Regions from separate parts of the Homo sapiens genome. Here region 2 is linked to region 1. A link is a loop called in an ENCODE intact Hi-C map of the cell type or tissue named here. Cell type or tissue: endothelial cell of umbilical vein. All regions are shown on one strand.

The links. Hi-C counts contacts between places; a loop is a spot of excess contacts. Peaks named below come from ENCODE experiments on the same cell type or tissue, not always from the same donor. Only the 100,000 strongest peaks of a DNase experiment are listed, where the experiment ranks them.
Region 2: a loop joins it to region 1, with 7 times the contacts of the local background. A loop is called at or near these places in 42 of 110 quality-filtered maps.

What each region holds. Positions count from the first base shown.
Region 1 is chr9:92,132,725-92,135,224 of GRCh38, reverse strand. It overlaps the pseudogene LOC100128076. Among named protein-coding and RNA genes, the nearest start is that of LINC00475, 7.5 kb to the left of the region's middle. RefSeq lists enhancers at 847-1,086, 691-1,322. In endothelial cell of umbilical vein, a CTCF peak has its summit at 1,125 (motif pointing left); a DNase peak (open chromatin) is centred at 1,094; H3K4me3 peaks cover 267 bases; H3K27ac peaks cover 415 bases.
Region 2 is chr9:92,789,994-92,792,493 of GRCh38, reverse strand. No RefSeq gene overlaps it. Among named protein-coding and RNA genes, the nearest start is that of BICD2, 26 kb to the right of the region's middle. In endothelial cell of umbilical vein, a CTCF peak has its summit at 1,525 (motif pointing right); a DNase peak (open chromatin) is centred at 1,533; H3K27me3 peaks cover 191 bases.

The DNA.
Region 1 (2,500 bases):
GTGCCTGGGCAGAGAAGTGATTCGGGTCTCTGGCTTTCCTGCCCCAGGGGTGCACAATCTGGGAAGGAAGATGGGCACAGGGGGCATGGGGTGAGGCAAGAGCCCTGAGCTGGCATGGGGGAGGTCAGGAACCATCATGTCTCTCCTGTTCTTCCTTTCCCTCACTGTGCAGCCTCAGATAAACCCTTAATCTTCTCTGTGCCTCTCTACCCCTTCCCTAACACACTCTTCCCTGGGTGGTGACTGAGTACTTGTGGTCCTCCGAAAGAGAGGGCTCCAGGGACCCAGGAAGTGAGGCAACCTTCTCAGGGGTCTCAGCTCTAATGCCTGTCCCATCCCCTCATCCTTGGGGCACGCACGTGCTGCAGCTGGAATTCCCGCTTGGTCCACTCATCCTCAGGCTCCTCAGCTAGGAGGTGGATGGTGATGTGACCATGGGTGTCCGGGGTAGAGTCGGTCAGCCAGTAATGCTCACACAGCACCTGGGACCAGAAGGTTGGAGAGGGGAAGGGCGGCTGTGGGCCCAGCCCTATCACTGCCGCCCCCTGCTTTACTCAGTCCCACCCCTCCCTGCCCACCTTTCTGGTCCCTGCCACCCTGCTGGGATTCTGCTCTCTGTAATGACCCAGCTCCAAGGCTTCCTCCTCCAGGAGCTGCTCTCCCTTGCCTGGGCTCCGGCACCCTTGCCCTCAGACCTCTCATGACTCTCAGGATTCTGAGTCAGCCACAAGGTTCCTGTGCCAAACAGAACAGCCCTTATTCCGCGGCCAGCGGCCCTGGGCTCACTGCTCCAGCAAGAGGACAGACTCGGCAGCCTCTCTGCATGTCCTAGGGCCCTGCATCTGCCAGGCTTATCGAAAGGAAGGATCCCTGATGGTACCTTTGACACCGGCCCTGGGCAGTCCCTACCCCTTGATGCCTTCTCTGCCCAGGGCAAGAAGCCCGTAGAAACAAAGCCAAGCTGGGAGTTTACATACCTGTTTCCTCCCACTGCCTCCCCATCCCAGGTCTGGGTGGGAGGTGGGTCCACTACCCTCCAGGCCTGATTGGCCTCACTCCAGTCTGCCCCGCCTTCCCACGGGAAGATGCCAACGGGGCCATCCCCACAAGGAGAACGTGCGCCACCTGGTGGCCTTTCTAGGAGCCTGCAAGGCGCACTCACCCTCCCGTTCTCCATGCTGATGGTCGGCATGATGATGATGCGGACCTGCTGCTCCCGCACCAGCCGCCAGAAGTTCTCCAGTGTTTTCTTGAGAGGCCCCTGAGAGGCAATGAACTCCTGTGGGCGGGTGTAGCCCTGGGGTGTAGGAGGCAGAGATCAGGAACATGGTTAACGGGCAATGCTTGGTGTCAAGCACACAGCAGATTTCCAACATTTGACCTCCAGGAGTGAGGATGCTGTGCACACACCTACATGTGTGCACACACAAGAACACGTGTGCACCCAGAATGCAAACCAGAAGGGCTGACTTCAGAGACATCACCCCCGTCCCTGTCCCACCCCAAAGGGACAAGAAAAACCCCAATGAAAACAAGATACTGACATGAGTTAAATAGCCCATCTAGGCCACCCTCTTCACCCACCCAGAGTTACCTTCCTAAAACCAAACTGCGTTTCTTCCATGCTCAAAAATCTTCTATGGCTCCCAATTGCCCACCAAATAGAGTCCAAAGCCCTCAGCCTAACAATCAAGCCCTCCTTCATTCAGCCCATTCAGCCCCAGGCTATCTTTCCCATTACATCTCCCACCACCCAGCACCTCCCCACTCCCTCACCCCTACGCACCCCCCACCACACACACACACACACACACACACACACACACACACACACACACTCTCACACACTGCCTGAACGTTACTGCCTGGCTGTTCTCTGGCTGCTTCTTCCAGTCAACAGAATGTCCTTCCCTCTTTCATCACTTATCAAAATGTTACTCATCCTTCAATAAATCAAATGTCCCCTCCTCTGGGAAGCCTTTCTTGATTCCTCAGGTGGATGAAATTTCCCCTTCCTCCATGTGCCCTGAGTAGTGTTTTTTCCTCTATTACAGCCCTTGTCACAGTGTGTGGTGAATGTCACACACATGCCTACATGCTCCTTTGAAGGTGGGGAATGTGGCTAACAGCTCTGCCTCCTGCAGGCCCAGCACAGAGCCCAGCACACAGTAGACCCTTGCTAGACACCTGCTGGATTGAGCTCATGAAGCCCAAGCTGGTGATCTCCTAGAGAGCTGTTACAGCTAATGAAGGCAAGTGTGGCCTGCAAACCAGCCCATCTCCCGAGCAGATCCCAGATCCCATGGACAGCCTCACCGGTGGCCCTTACTGGGACCAAGTTGGCATTGATGTAGTCAGAATGAGGCTCTCCCTCCAGCTGGGTCAGCCTGACCCTGGAGTGGTCATCTGCAGAGAGTGAAAGCTGTGCATTCAGGGTTGGGCACATGAAGCCCCCTGCTCCCATGCCAAGCCCTAGCCCTCTGCCATGCCTCCTTTCCTG
Region 2 (2,500 bases), 660 kb before region 1:
TTTACCTACCCAGTGGCAGATGCTTCCAACACTTGCAGCTGTGGGCCTGATCTCAGGCTCTTTTCAGCAGGTAGGAGACAAGAAAGTTGAGGTGCTGTTGTGAAGAACTGCATAGTCGTAGCAGCATCCTTCCCGGCCATCTTCCCCAGATCACCCCAAGAGTGGAGGGATCTATCTAGTGGGGATCCTCCTTGACCACCACATGTTAAGTGTGAGCACACATGCATGGAGGTGTGTAAGCCTTCACGCTTTTATCTCTCCCCATGTAAGATAACAAACATTTCCATTGCCCATTTCAATTCTCTCACAAACTACTCTGAGGATAATGTGCAGCATGATATACCCATTTGATGGGATGTCTCCTTGCCCTGTGTAGGTTGTAAAGTGTGTTCCTTGGTCCGAAGGTATGTAACTTAGTGACACACATTGATACAGTGACTTCTGCTCAGTACTTTTATAGTATCTTGAGCATTTGCATCTGCCACTGGGTAGGTAAAGCTCAGTCCAGAGTAAGTGTCTATTCCTGCCAGAACCCATTTATAAACTCCCTCCAGGGCTACCAGCAGGGGTCCCGTACAGTCCACCTGCCAGCTGCATGTGCGGTGTTCTCCCTCTGGGGAATCTGCCCCTTAGCCACCTGTGGTCTCCATCTTCTTGTTGTCAAGGCATTTCTTGTTGGCATTTGTGTCTCTGAGGGTGCAGGAGGGACATGTTTCTGAGCAGCCCATCCCTGCACTGTCACCCACTCCTTTGTTGAACCTAGGTGGCCACCTCAAGTTTGTTCACCAGGATATCCACCTACCGGATCTGATCACAGATCCTGGGAGGGATTCTTCAGGTGGGCATTGATATGACCTACTTTAATGTGCCCCTTAAATTCCTGCAGTGCTGTGCTCCATGTTGGCATCCCTTCACAGCCCAGTTTGCCATTGCCCCTCTGCCTGGTCACATGGCCAGGCCATTGGCCACTGCCCATGAGTCAGTAAAAACCCAAACACGAGCTCTTATGATTGTTCCATTCTTTCATCGCAGCAAGAAACGCAGCATGCAGTTCATCTAGCTGGGCTGATTTGTTCTTGCCTTTTTCAATATGAGTTTTCCCATTATTGCTCATGATGTGGTGGCCTTCAGATCTGGATGTTGTCCATCCACCTTGAAACTGCCAACCACAAACCAAATAGCTCTTTGTTGTCCATTGAGAGCTGTTCATGGGGCACCATCCATGATGCCATAGACCTGGCAGATCCTCAGCTGGTTCCGAAACCGGCCAGAGGGGAAAAGCCCTCCTTGCATTCCTCTGTATCATGCTCCTGTAGAAACCATTTCCGTTTTATTATGGAACTCTTCTGAGCAGTGCCTTCCTTATTGAACTGTATCTCTGCCATCCCCCAAGACAACATGTGTATTTCAGGCTTTAAGATGAGAGTATGTCCTTCAGTCTTAGGGGCAGTTTCAATTAATGCCCAATCGCAAGCTACTACCTACCAGGTCTGGGGATTTCCTGGTCCAAAATCCCAGTGGTCACCACTGGGTGGCACTCATGCATAATGTTATTGCACAGAGACCACAGTACCAGGATTCCAGCCTCCAACAGGTTATTAAAGTGAAAGTCTCTTTGCCCACCAAGCATTTTACACTTTTTCAAATTAACAACCTGTCTGGGCTCAGGCCCGTGGGTTCCCATTTAGCGTGTCCAATTAATATGGGCCAAAGGGCAAACGTCCGTGCCTTCTGCTTCACAATACTAGATACAGACCTGTTCCCCAGTCGGACATAATACCCATCCTGTTAACACATTCAGGTAAAGGAGGTGCAACCACTTCACATAAAGTCCATTCAAAATTCCTATTTTCTTCCATATTTTCACCTTAATTACATCAACCCATCAACCATTGAGATCGTGAGAGTAGGGCCTTAATGATGATGTGGAGGTTCACACCTGTAATCCCAGCACTTTGGGAGACAGAGGTGGGTGGATCACTTGAGGCCAGGAGTTTGAGACCAGCCTGGCCAACATGGCAAAATCCCGTCTTTACTAAAAATACAGGCCGGGCACAGTGGCTCAAGCCTGTAATCCCAGCACTTTGGGAGGCCCAGGTGGGTGGACCAAGAGGTCAGGAGATCAAGACCATCCTGGCTAACACAGTGAAACCCCATCTCTACTAAAAATACAAAAAAATTAGTCGGGCATGGTGGCAGGCACCTGTAGTCCTAGCTACTCGGGAGGCTGAGGCAGGAGTGTGGTGTGAACCCCAGAGGTGGAGCTTGCAGTGAGGCTAGATCATGCCACTGTGCTCCAGCCTGGGCAACAGAGAGAGACTCTATCAAAAAAAAAACAGAAAACAAAAATTAGCCAGGTGTGGTGGTGCACACCTGTAATTCCAGCTACTTGGGAGGCTGAGGCACAAGAATTGCTTGAGCCAAGGAGGCATAGGTTGCGGTGAGCTGAGATCATGCCACTGCACTCCAGCGGGACACAGAGTGAGACTCTGTCTCACTA